Linked DNA regions of Mus musculus: region 1 is linked to region 2. A link is a contact called in ENCODE Hi-C or POLR2A ChIA-PET data. All regions are on one chromosome and are shown on one strand. The core of a region is the stretch at or near the end of the contact, and the rest is flanking DNA. Distances in the headings are between cores, read along the strand shown.

Region 1 (6,498 bases), core at 3,587-6,086, 430 kb before region 2:
GGAGTCAGCACATCTGCCCTGGTCAGGAGGAGGAGGCTGTGACTCTTGGGTAACAGTGGGCACAGGACAGGATTCTCAGTCCCAGTCTCTCAGTACAGCGACCAGCTCTGTAAGCCACACCTGTAAATCCACACAGGAGTATAGTTACAGTGAATTTTCTATGGTGTAATCGAATATCAAGGAAAGCTCTGTAAAAATATTTGGAATTCTTTCCCTCCATCTTTCAAATTAGCTACCAATCTCTGTACTTTCAGAGACTCCCCTAAGCCCTTTTTTATGAAGTCAGAAATTTTGAAATAGATGACTTTTCTTTTATGTGACTTTAGTCAGGATTCTTGGAGGTTAGTTCTGTCACCTTGGTATACAGTGTATATCACACCTAATAAATGGGATCACACTGACTTACTGGACAGTAGGGCTGTATACTTCATGCCAGCCATTGTCCTCAATGACAGGCCTTCAGAAACCCATGTATGAGACCTGTGCATGCACATCTATCACATCTTTCACAATGGTGAAAAAAGAGTGCTAAGGAAATATACCCATAACTTTGGGGGAATCCAGGGGCTTGTAAAATGAGAAGTTAGCAGTTGAGTTGATGCCACATGAGACCTTAAGGTTTGACAAGAGAGGAAAACAGAATTACAGAGAAGATGATGTTCCAGGCAAAGGAGACTGTATAGAAATATCAAAAAGGAGCAAAATGGAGTTTACTAAAGAAGAGCAAGCAGTTCGATCCACTGGCATTGAAGGAGTGAAGGATGCTTTAAGAAAAAAGGCCCGTTATGACTGCTATCAAGCTGTACTTACTACACACGTGTTACAGAGCTGGAACACCACAGGAGCAGACATACAGTGAGGACCAGGGATAGAGAAAAGGACAAGAAGGGAGGCACCACCGGTCCCGGTCCCACAGGCAGGGCCAGACGAATGCTCCTCAGGACTGAAACGGGCCCATTACTGAGAGAGTCTCACTGAGGTCTGTGAGCAGAGCCATTTGCTTGGCAGAGTCTCAGCAGCAAATGGTGGACCCAGGGAAGCATCAGAGCCCAGCTAGCTGACCCTCCCTTGACCTGCTCTGTGCAGGTGCCCTGTGAATATTCTCTTTCCTTATCAGCTGTGGCTTTACTCCCCTGAATTGCTCTTCTAATTACTTCCTTGTATTATAAAAGTATGGAGATTATTAATTATCAATCCTGAAATATTGATAATTATAAAAATGATAGCCACAGACAATAAAATAAATTAGACTTGTTTTGGCAAAGACCATTGAAGCCAGAGAGCCTCATGCATGCTCGGTAGACACTCTATTGTTAAACTATACCCTTAATTCCTAAATGTTAACAGTTTGATATATCTAAATGTTAAGGTAGGTTTAAAATTTATTAAAGAGAAAAAGCATACTTTCAAGTCACCAAATGGCAATGAATAACAATTTTCTTACAGTTTAGGGCTTAGCAATTCTGATAATTTAACTAGTTATAACTTAATTGGTAGATTTAGTGGTCACTTGTTATCTACAACTTAATTAATAGGTGTTTGTAGACTGGCATCATTTTATCACAACTTTGTCCAAAATGTTATTTTCTAAAGTCATATAGTTCTAAGAATCCATAACATTGAGTGTTCAGATTCACAAAGCAGCAGAATGAGCAGTTATATCCGGGCAAAAATATTTATGTCTCCTACTTTTAATTACTCTTTTATTTGAGGCTTTTACAGACAATGTATTTAAACTACTTCTATATATTGTATGATGTGTTCAAGTAAGATCGATGCTGGGGGTGGGCCTGTCCAGCAGCTTGGTCACATTGTATCTGCAGTCAGAAAGTAGAGAAGAAGAGGAATGCTGATGTTAGCTTGGGCTCATTCTACTCTCTCTCTCTCTCTCTCTCTCTCTCTCTCTCTCTCTCTCTCTCTCCCTCCCTCCCTCCCTCCCTCCCTCCGTCCCTCCCTCTCATCTCCTGTTTGTTTTAATTTATTGTTGGTTTGTTTTGCTCTTTTCTTCAGTCAGTGACTCTCTCTACCCATGGGATGGTGGCTATCCACATTTAGGAAGGCCTTTCCAGTTAAATCTTTTTGGGAACTTCCTCAGAGATACATTGCATGGGTTAAACACATTAGTGATTGAGTCACCAATAATGCAAGGGTGTCGAATTAGAAATCAAAACACTTTCCCTTGGAGTCAGTAAACCAGGGTGAGCCCCGATTTGAATTCTCCATTCCATGCTCAGTGCGTCTTCTGTCTGTTATATGAGTCTGAGTCTGAGTCTGAGCCTGATGAAAGATGGTCTTCTGAATCTGACCCTGTGTCTGTCAGTTGTGACTGTGTCTGTCCCTAACAAAGAGCTCTGCTCTCTCTTTTATTGATCAACACCAAAAGCATGACAGGGGGAGAGAATGGGATATTTTACAGACGTCTTTATAAAGGATTAAGTCACTGGCTCCAACTGACCCAGACAACAGGCAGTGCTATAAACATGACTGTTTATCAACTAATATCCATAAATGTTCTGCTCAACATTTATGGTGGATATTCATTTTAGAAGATTGCTTTCAACCTCCATATTTACTGCTTTCAGCAAATGACACTCATGTATTGTTCTGGGCCAGGAGTAGGGAAGAGTAAATAAATTAAGAATCAAGACCCTCTTGTATTTATGGTAATCTTGGCAGGATTGTTTCTGCCTTAAACTGTATATGTTTTTACATTTGTGTTACATGGTTTTTGCTGATTCTTTGAAGTAAGGGACCATTTTATTTCCAACCTCAAAACAATTAAGTTTTTGTTTTGTTCCTTTTTCTTTGCTTTAACTGTGCACAGTATCTTGCACATGTCGAGGATTTATTTAGTATATACAGAAGTGAATTATGTAAAAGCTCATTTCTTCTTGTGAAAAATCCAGGAGTGACTGATAATCTATTATGTTAGTAACAGACTCTTCCACCTACATAGTCTCAAAAAATAATTACAGTTCTCATGTTTGGACAGCCAGCAGAGCAGACCCACCCCCAGGAGCTAATATCTCCTCACATGGTCTTGTAAGAATTGACCACAATCCATCCATTTAATTACAAACATGCTGCCAATTAGCTCTGTGTCCCCAAGAGTTGTTGAATCTTTCAGTGTTTTAATTTTCTCCAGGATCTTTGTGGTTTGCACTGTCCATGTCTTTGGGAATAATAGCATCATTGTGACCACACCTACTGTGGCTGGAATAAGGCTTGGGCGAACCAAGGTCTATTAAAGCACCCCAACTAGCCACAGAGCCAGATGACAAGTGATAGCTGTACTGTAATTTTTAGTTTTGAAATTATTAGGAATAGTGGCTGCAGAGATGACTCGGGGGTTAAGAGCCCTGGCTGTCCTTCCAGAGGACCCAGGTTCTATTCCCAGCACCCACATGGCACCTCACAACTGTCTATAACTTCAGTTCCTGGGGATCAGACACCCTTATATCAGGCATCATGCATGCATACATACAAACATATAGACAGGCAAAACACCAATGTACATGAAATAAAAAAAAAATTTTAAGAAAAAATATTAGGAATGGTGGCCTCTGTCAGCCTTCAGTTTAAACTAATGTCATGGGCATTCTTGTGCTTTTCAGAGTGATTTAAGTATGATAAGTCTGTTTGAAATCACATATTATTCTATGAAAACAATATAGTAGCTTTAAACAAGAAAATAGCCTACAAATAGGGTAAGAACCCCACTAGAGAGACCATCAGGGGATATTCCGAAGAAGTCCTCATGTTCGTGAAAATGCATCTTATGGTGAGAGATTTGTGAAAATGTCTACAACTTCCAGGTTAACAAGGTGACCTCAGCACATCAGCATACTGAGTCCCTTCTTAGGAGAGTGTGACCCTGGCTCTGTTGGACTTACCAGGTTCATAATGTACACCTGGTAGGAGACATGATTCAGCATGTCAGATCTCTTCAATGACATGCCTTTGGTTGTCACTTCTAGTGACCCCAAAATGTATACCATACTGTACCAGGAATGGTCACAGTTTTACTCAGACCTTCAAATGTGATTATACATGCATGCATGCACGCATGCACTCTCACACACACACATTCGCGTACCTACGAACAGGAGACCACAGTTGAAATTCCAGTAGTTGATTCCTTCAGGTAGTCTTAGAGGGCTCACTTTGTCAGGATGATGCAGATCCTAAACTTGTAAGGTGGTCAGAAAATGATTAGGGTCACATTACAGCCCTTGAGCCTTCCCGTGGTAAAAATGCCCACAAAGAATTCAAACAGATATTTTATTAGCGGTGTATAATGTCTCTGAAACAAAAAAACAACAAGCAACAAAACAGGAAACAAATGCATTGAAGAACTGAAAGTTAGTCAAGGGCAAGACCATTCTGATGTGGTTTAACTGGTTTAAACGATTAGTTGACTTAACTTCATGAATCTCGAAATCAATATATTTTAGTAAACTAGAGTCATCTTTAATTTTCTGTGCGGAGCACACAGCATTTTAAGCAACCCTTCATGTCTGACATTTTGGCATACTTCTACTGGTCCAAACCGTTTTCTCTCAAAGACTCCATACTGCCATGAAGGCATTCCTATTTTATGTCTCCATTTTTGGCTGAAAATCCTTGTGGCTGATCTCAGCCTGTTTCCCTAGGTCTTCCCTTAAGAGTTGAGGGGATTAGAGCGTGAGGAGAACAGGAAGAGAGGAGCTTGCCAGTAGGTGGCTCACTTTGAATGTGCTTGGGATGGGATCAGAAATGTCACCCCTCCTCCACTAAGCCTTTGCTTTCTATCCCTGCTGCTTGGAGCCTTTTTCTGTAATGCCTGAGTCATTTGCAGGGGGGTGAAGAGGGGAAGAAAGAGAAGAAAGCCAGCATGCACCAGCCTCCTCAGAGCGTAAGAATAGCATGGCCCCATCTCATTCTGAGTGGTCCCCAAGTGGAGCCTGAACCGAATTCTCTTCTCCACACACAATTGCTTGTTCTTTTGTTCCTTGTGTCCTTAGCAAAGACTGAAAGAACTAAGCCTGTAATACTTGGGCCCTCCTGTGTCACTTAAGGAATAATAGGCCATTGTCTTCATTAAGCCACCCTTGTTTTAGCAAATAGAATCCAGAGCCTGGAGGGAGAACATTTTGAAGGGGGCAGAATCAGAGGAGAGAGGCTTCACTGGATTCCCTAGAGAAACTGTTTTGTTTCTCCTGCTTTATTGCTCCTCACTGAGAAGATTCATATTCAAATGGGCTGAGTCTGTGAATAGTTGCTTGCACATTCTCATGCACCCAGGAAGGCTATGATTATGGCTAATTACAGCGCAGAATGAAACCCTAACAAGAGTGCTCAATCAGATTGTTGTTCATGCATGAAGTAAGTAAGGCTGGCCAATGGAGGTGTGATTCTGGTAATTACAAACATTGTGGCTATTTGAAAAATGCTTAGTAAATCTGTTCAGGACAAAATAAGTTCTAATTAATCACTTTAGACTCTGATTTCTCCAGACGATTCATGTGCACTTTAAAAAAAAGTTTAAGGTCCCCTCAATAAACCAAATCTAAATATAAAATATGCTCATTGTCCACACTTTGTTGGAGGAATGGAACTATGCCGCCTGCCCCATTCCTGTCTTTTCTGGCCATCATATCGAACTTGCCTTTTATGCAACTCGACAGACGGTTCTTTAAAAATAAATGTGTACATATTCTTGTTATTATCTGGCAAACCAAATGATTTATGAAAAATTACTGGAAAACATCAACTGTTAATTTAAACATCCAGATCGATTTAATAATTGTGCTGATGTGTCTAAGAATATTCAGTAGACTGTGGCCCTGGATTATAATACCCAAGGATGTTACAGGCTGAAGAAATGTTATCTTCTCCTAATCCATCACGAGGAACAGGACTGAGGCCGCAATAGCAACAAAGAAATGCCTAGCGAGAACTTTGTGACACAGGCATCCTTCAGAAATAAACTAGGTAGCACGCTCATCTGTGTAGTTCAGACAGTGCACTAGGAAACTTAACAAAGTCGTGTGAGAGCGTTCTCCTCAGAGTTCCTGTATTGCTTTCCTTCCTTCCTGTCATGTGAGGCTCCATCGAAGGCAGGGCAAGAGTGACCTTCCTAGGCTCCAAAGCTGCCTTGGAGAAGGCAAGAAATTCCAGTTTCCAGCGTCCTCACTAGAGAGAGAGCACCGGCCATGACGGGACCCTCCTGCAGATCTGCTTCCTTGCTTCTTCTCTGTAGAGAATACTCTGCATGAAGATATTGGTGGCTTCACATCCTGAGCCTGACAGTAATTAACTGGTGGCCCCTATGAGAACAGAATCAGACTGTAGGAACATGTACACTTCAGGGCCATTCTTGTTTTCAGAAACTTTTAAACTGGAGACATCTTGGGTTTCTCTATTTTTTTTTCAAAGTACTGCATACTAATGGAGTGGCTACAGGACCAGTTTCTTTATTTGACATTTTGCAATTTCCTTTGTTCCCTAACCTAAAAA
Region 2 (7,491 bases), core at 2,109-4,608:
ATAATTTAGATTATTTCTTTCAAAGAATATTGGAACAAAGAACCATCATACATTGAATGTGCAGTTTTTAGTTCTTATAAAAAACTCCATGGCAATAAAGACAGACCTGCTTGGAATATTGTTAAGTTTTTACTCTAAATGTGGAGAGATGCAACAAGCTAGTAGAGCCAATGAAATTGAACAGAAAGCACATTTCCACTCCTAGCTAATTAGTATAAAAATGAAGAGCCAATTTTATTGTTAATAGACGAGTTTTCACTGAAAGAGCTATTACAAGGATCTTCATATACCTGTGTATACCTATCTTCATGTACATTTATCCTGCACATTTTGAAAACTGTATTAGAATGTTTGCAATAACAGGACTGAAGGATCTATAATAATTGCTGAGATTGTAAGCTTGAAGGTACATATCTCAATAAACTTTGTAGTCTACATTGCATTCATCATGTTGTGTGATCAATACATGTGCACAATGTGCAGAAGAGTGGGAGACAGACAAAGATGGGAGCCTATGGATGAGTGCCTGGGCAAGGTCAGTGGCCCCAAAGGCCATGTGTTCACTTGCTGTACAGTCCTGGACTGCCTCCACTAGCCACTAAGCTGTTCCTAGGCAACCAACCATCTCAGTTCAAATATGGCTACTCACACCTCCCCACGTGTCGGGGGAAGCACTGAAGGAACTAAATCAGGTAAGAATTTTAACCTCAAGTATGCAACTAGCTAATGACACTCCTCTTTGAACACCAAAGTCATGAGAGCCTACACATGTGCTGTTGTTGGGGTTAGGAACTCTCAAAGCGTGAGAGTCTCTGATGGCAAACAAACTGACGCACAGATCTGACATGGCATGTGAGAAATGTGACAGAAACAACTAAACATTTAACAAAAAATAGAGGTGGCATATGGGAGCTGGAGTGGGGCTTTTGGGCAACTAGGGAAAACTTTACAAGGGTACACCAAGCCCAGAGCCCTACAGATGCCAAGCATGTGTAGAGGTCAAGACACATGAGGAGTCCATCTAGTGAGCTTGGGCAGCAACATCTCTTGGGGCCTAATAGGTCTTGGGAAACTCTGGATATTTTTTTTCTTAACCTGAGAAATCAGGCAAAACTAAGCAGGGGAAGAGAAAATGCACTAAATGGCTACTATTTCCAAGTGATGGGTCCACCAGGGATTGAGCCATGGTGAATGAATATTGCCTATTATTTTCATTCAACTACATTATAAAAGTGGTTGGACATATGGGTCAAAAATTATGTAACACTGTAATGAATTCAAAGGATTTACTGGATAGGGTCAGTAAAATGGGGATGGGGGCACTCTGGTATAAAATATACATGGATTTGAACAGCAGATAGGGCTCATTGGCTATAGTGCTGGATAAAATTATTCAGTTTCCCTCTTCCTCTTCAGGGGTTTCCTCTTATGTAAAACTTGGGGCTGCCAGGATTGCCTAAGGTACAGGACTGCTCTGATTGAGCTATAGAGGGAGAGCAGTTACCAAAGGGCCTATAAGTGTGACCAACTTACAAAGGGGACTTCTCTTGCACAAACACAGACAATGTATAATAATTCAGTGACAAAATATTTTTTAATAATATACAAGAAAGAAACCTCGTTTTTTTCTAGATTCTGAAGAAAGATTTAGAAAATGTAGTAACAGCTTTTTGATCAAATTATTCCATGCTTTCACTAATTTATTGTTTAGAGATAATTAAGGGATTATCTATAGTACTAAGAACTACTATAGCCATTGTTGGAAAATTAAAATTATTTCAATTACATGTTAACTTTGTTCATCATTTGCTCTAAAAAACGTAGTTTAATGGACAACTAGAAAACCAAAACCCAAACCAACCCAAACTGTAGTCTTTAAATAAAATAATCAGAAGCTACTGGCCAGGAAAAGAGTAAAATTGCTTTAAATACCGTTGGTACCACACAAACTTCGAAAATGCTCTTTAGAAATCGCGTAAATCAAAGTTTAAAACAACAACAACAAAAAAAGCAATCCAACTAGCCTGCTTACGTACACATTTAAAATACAGTGAGATGATTCCCAGAAAATTATAGCCAGGGCCAACTCTCAAAATGGTTAATTTGACAATCTTGTCTACATTTTAATGGAGCATGTTATAGAGAACTTGCAACAAAACAGGGATGATGCAGATTTAATGACCGACAGCTTCTATAAATCGCAGGACTTCATTGCTGCAATTCGGAACATTGTTTCCGAAACAAATGTAACCGGCAGAACTTCCTCTACACGCCATAGAAAGCCCCTGTCCTGGCCCTCTGCCTGTCATTTATTTATTTATTTTTGTCAAGTAGGTAAAAATAGGCGTTGGCCACTTCGTTTTTTCCCCGAATATGTACTCCTCACACAGGCTCCCTTGTGCGGGGGCCGCACCGCTGAGGAGCCAGCGCCTCCGCCACCAGGGACTGGAACCTGCGGTGAGGATTAACGGAACCGCGCGTCACGCCGCATGGAACAGAGCCCGCCCGCACGCCCGTGGGTGCGCACGCGTGTGCCGTCTCCGCCCACGGTCCGGGGCCGCCTCGCAGCCCACGGCAACGCGAGGCCCGTCACGCGTGGCGCTGGCTCCAGGGGAAACCTCACTGGAGTCCCTACCGCCGGAGACACTTGCGGTGTGGGCGCCCACGCCAACTCAGTCCGCCGCCACCTCGCACCCCAAGCGATCCGACGGCCGGGTTTCCCGCCCCGCGAGGTGGGCGCCGCGCCAGAACGGTTCGGTCCCGCTCCTCCGTCCGCAGGCCATCTTCGTCCCGCTCCACCCCCACGCAGGCGCGCTCCAGGCCCGCTTCCCCCCCACCCCCCGCCCCCACGGCGCGCTCTCCGCCAGGTGGGGCGGAGCGACCCTCGGAAGGGGCGTGGTCACAGTCCTCGACGCGCGCACGCGCTCTCAGCCTCTCGGCTACGTGTCTGGACACGTGACGCCCACCCGAGAGTCCCCAGTGAAGCAACAGGACGTTTAAAAAAAAAAAATTTTTTTTTTTTTGAGGGGGTAGCGAGGAAGGTGGACGAAGAGGTTTAAGAAAAAAAAAAAAAACCCAAACTATAGTAACGCGCGCGGACGCGAGGCCCGGGCGGCGGCGAGCGCAGCGCGTCGCGGAGAGTCCCGCCGGGATTCCTCTCAGCCGCCGCACCCGACCGCGCCCGCCGCCTCAGCAACAGCGCGCCGACGAGCCAGCGCCGCCGCCCGCGTCCCCCTCAGCCGCGACCCCGGCCCCGCGCGGGCGGCCACCGGCGCGCGTCCTCCCCGCCGCGGCCCGGCCCTGCGCCGGCCGTCCCGCCCGAGCGGCCAGGGGCGGCGGCGCCGCCTGAACTGAGGCGAACTCCGCCGCCAAGTGAGTGAGGAGGAGGAGAGCCGCGGAGGAAGAGGAGGAGCGCAGTCGGAGCGCGGCGGCGGCGGCGGCGGCGGTAACGCGGAGCGCCGCGGCGGACAGCACCGCAGACTCGCGAGCTCCGGCGCAGGCGGCGCGACCGGCCGACGAGCGGCCCCCCGGCTCCTCGCGGCGCAGCGGCCCCGCGCCGCGCTCGGCCCGAGACCCGCCTCTGCCGCCGGCCTCGCGAGGGGAGCCGCGCCGGGCGGCCGAGGAGCGGCGGCCGCGGCGCGTCGGGCCGGGCGAAAGTGCCTGCGGGGGGCGGGCGGGCGCGCGGAGCCGGCCGCCCCGGGGCTCGGCGCGGGAGCCGGAGCGGGAGCCGGCGCGGAGCGGGACGCCGCGTCCCGAGCGGCCGGCGGCCGGAGCTCGCCCCCGCCCCTCCCTCCTCTCCTCCGGCGGCGGCGGCGGCGGGCGGAGTGAGCTGCGGAGCCTGGAATATGGTCGGGGAAATGGAAACGAAGGAGAAGCCGAAGCCCACCCCAGATTATTTGATGCAGCTGATGAACGACAAGAAGCTCATGAGCAGCCTGCCCAACTTCTGCGGGATCTTCAACCACCTCGAGCGGCTGCTGGACGAAGGTGAGGCGCCCGGCCCCGGCGCGGCGGCCCGGGATGGCGGGGCGGCGGGAAGGTCAGGCGGGCGGGCGGGCGGGCGCACAAAGGCGGCGCGGGCGGCTCGCGGCCCGGCCGGGGCCGGGCCAGGCCCGAGGGCGGACCCGGGAGCGCGCGGGGCTGCGGGGCTGCGGCCGGCTCCCGACGGCGCGGCGGCTAGGCTCCCCGCCATCCCGGCCATCTCGGCCGGCCCGGCGGGGCCACGCGATTCCCCGAGCTCCGCCTCGCCTGGCCCGCGGAGCCCCGGCTTAGCGGGCTCTTTTCGGTAGAGTTGCGTGGCCCGCAGTACCCGATCGGACCCCGAGATGTCCAGGAATCACGTAGGGTACCGAAGAAAAGTAGTGCTTATGTGGCCGAAGGCGAGGACGAAATGACAGAGTAGAACACTTTTTGTCCTTTTGTTTGGGGAAGCGAGAACTGTTTGGGAGTTTAACTTCACTTTTTTTTTTTTCTTTAGTCTGTGGTGGTGGTGGTGGGGGAGGAGTACGAAATACCGCGAGGACAGACCTGAACGGAATCCGAGTTTGGAAGAACTGGGGCGGAGGGTTCGCTCCCGGCGTAGCCGCCTGCGTTTGCAGGGCGGGGAGCTGGAAGTTTGAAAGGACGGGGATAAAATAGAGCAGAAGTTTGCACAAGCCGAGTTAGGAGCGCTGTGGGGAGCGAAGACTGACTGGAGATTAATGCTGGTCAGCTCTGGAATTCCTTTAGGAACTACTCATAGCAGCGACCTGGAGTGTTAGTTCCCAGTAGCTGTAGGTTTCTGTGGACGCCCGGGGCGGGGTTGGGGGGTGGGATAGGACCAACAAGTCTGTTTTAAATCGAGTAGCGAGTAGTTTCTGTCTTCTCTTTTAAAGTCTCTGAGTGGACTGTTTAAAGGAAGCGGAAAACTATGTTGTACAGATGAACATGGATTTTAGGATCTTGAGAAGAATGTCGAAAAATTTTAGAGATAGCTGGGGATATCTGCTGGCATGTCAGGGAAGAACAAAAGACTCCCGAGCTAAAAGATGATTAAAGAGTCATCCTCAGAGCTTCCGTTGGATGGGGAGCTTTGGGCAGTATTTAAAACAGAAAACATTCAGCTATTACACATGAACATGCAACAGCAACACATCGAAAGAGGCATTTTTTATTGTTGGGTTGGTATATTTGTTAGTGTTAAATTGCCCTGGAGAAAAAACTTGAACTGCCCCTTTAAGGGTTTTTGCCTTTCCTATTTGTGTTGGCATTTGAAAAATTGTGGAGGCAGAAAACTTTCTGGAATGTCCAAAAAAAAAAAAAGAAAGCTGGAGCTCTTAAATTGAGTATTTCCAAAAGTGAGCGCTAAGGGGCGCCAGTTATTTTTTTTTAACCTTGGAAATGTTTGGAACAAAATAGTATGCTTAATAATCTGACCTATATTAGGTGCAGTTGAAACTTAAATTTTTAGATGACTTCATTTGTCACTATTCACAAATGTGATTAGGGCGGAAACACCTCATACATTGATATTTCTTCCTTGGCATTGGTTTTTATGATATTAGTAGCATATTTATGAGGAAAAATTTAGTTTTTAAAAGTTCAATCAAGAGGGAATTTCTTACACAACAAACTAGACAGCATATACAATGAACTAAAAAGCATTCTTAAAATGCTTCGTATACCTAAGTGACTTAGTGGACTTATAAAAAGTTTGGATATGTTATAAGGAAAACTAGTAGGCGTTTCTTAGATTAATTGTAAAGGCTGTTCAAGTGTTCTCTTTCAGCTTGATCAGAAATAACTGCCTTATTTTGAGGTTGGCATAAGTCTTTCAACTAGAGGAATTTCAATCTTTGCACAGGCTTATTTCTCTTGGTTAGAAATAGTGACCCTTTGGGTTTCAAATGTAGAAGACAGCTAGTTCAGGATTACAATATTCAAAGTAATGTTTGGTGTCTCCTTGTCATGTTTTCTCCATCTTCACCTTAGTCTGTTTGTTCTTGGGTGTCTGAGCATTAGGCTAGAGTAAAGATAGCTCGGATTTAATAGGAGACAGGAGATTGACTGGGGATTGTGATTGTTTTCATCACTTGCAGGAAATGGGCTGGTCCTTAGTGTGCTATAAGCTTTTAACTGTACTTGTTAGTCTTACTGTAAATTTAATTTGACTTGAAAATTCTGGCTTTTTAAGTGCACCATCATAATTTTCTTGGTAGATGACTTAATTGTGAAAATTGGCAACTTGTCCTTAACCCCTTGTGCCCTCTCATTGTCTAAAACAAATTAATTATGACTTCTGTTTATGGTTAGGGATTACATTTTCCTTTGACTGTAATACTTGGCAGAAAAATTACTTTTAAATTCAGATAAAACTAAGTTTCACTTTAGGGATTAAACTGTTCAGTGATAGTAAGATACTCTACTCTCTGATAATTAGAAACTTTGAATGGGACTATTTAGCAGTTTTATTTTAAAAATTCTTTTCCAGCAGTGAACTTTTAATATAGTTTCTGTTTGAGAATTTTCATTTGATTTAACAAATTTGGGAATGAAATATGTTAGTTTTCTACTTGTTAAAACTTGAATGATAGAAGAGAAATCGTATATTAATTCTTGCTGGCTTAAAGAAAGTAGTCCATAGTTTTAACTTAGGTAGTAGTAACTCAGTCCTTGTGTTGGCTGTTAGTTCTGCTTGGTGAGTTGTGTCAGTCTTTCTTTCCTAGCATCTTTAGCAGGATAGTTTTGTTTTAAAGCTAACAATATATTTTAGGCCAGGGCAATTCTTAAATAAAAGCTATAACTTGAGTTAATACTTCTAAGACTTAAAGGATCATTTAATTAGAGGTGAGCAGAAGATTACAAATAAAATGTGGGTCTTAAACTGCTTTCTCTTAAGATTTTAACTTTATCCCTGGGATAAAGTTACACACAAATTATCTTAAAGACTTTTCTTTGTAATGAAAACGAGTTAAATGCAAAACATTTTTAAAAAATAAACATTTTGTAATTTAATATGAAGACGTGCAGCAGTAAATAACACAAATAACAAGTAGAGAAAAGCAAGAATGTGATACATGAGCATCGAATTTCCAGTTTTAATTCCATGATTATGAGAGAGAGGCTGCTTTTATGAAAATGAGAAGGGTGTGGTTTGATGAAAGGGGGCAGTCTGAATATTTTTACAGAAGCTTGTCAGAAAAACTAGAGTATAATTTAGGAAAAGTAAACAAATATGTTAGATTTTGCATGAATGATTTAAAAATGCTTTTAGTTTTAGATAACCCTTTTTCATAAAATTTCCTGCTCCCTAACTGATCTTAATTTTCAATTAAAATCGGCTTTGCTGTTTATCTTTGAGAATGTGTTCAGTGTTGCAGATGTCATACCTCTGCTTTTCTTGAATTTTAATTCTTTTCTTTTTGAAAAGTCTTGTTTGTCCATAAACACTATGGCTTAAAACTTTGCATGGCCGTAGATACTGAAAGGACATAGGTGATATAGTTTGGTAAA

The links. Hi-C counts contacts between places; a loop is a spot of excess contacts on that map. ChIA-PET counts read pairs that join two places held with the same protein, here RNA polymerase II (POLR2A).
Region 1: a loop to region 2 is called in a map of heart, with 5 times the contacts of the local background. The contact joins the enhancer-like site here to the promoter of Qk in region 2. A Hi-C loop is called at or near these places in 11 of 37 maps with a recorded cell type or tissue (Patski, gastrocnemius, heart and 1 more). POLR2A ChIA-PET finds 5 or more read pairs at or near these places in 1 of 5 experiments (Patski).

Annotation. Positions count from the first base shown.
Region 1 is chr17:10,743,574-10,750,071 of GRCm38, reverse strand. All of the region lies in intron 2 of Pacrg (PARK2 co-regulated), which reads left to right. Among named protein-coding and RNA genes, the nearest start is that of Gm16169, 61 kb to the left of the region's middle. Within about 2 kb of position 4,836, at least 1 of the 3 ENCODE cell types and tissues checked has a DNase peak (open chromatin) inside an H3K27ac peak, as active enhancers do; it is heart, where a contact is called at or near this core.
Region 2 is chr17:10,315,228-10,322,718 of GRCm38, reverse strand. It overlaps Qk (quaking), which reads left to right and starts at 3,358. Exons shown (of 8, transcript NM_001159517.1): 1 at 3,358-3,987. The coding sequence starts at 3,846. Gm46608 reads left to right here. Exons shown (of 1, transcript XM_017317774.2): 1 at 1-3,068. The coding sequence starts at 2,374. The coding sequence ends at 3,000. It overlaps Cahm (colon adenocarcinoma hypermethylated RNA), which reads right to left and starts at 2,800. Exons shown (of 1, transcript NR_037588.1): 1 at 1,578-2,800.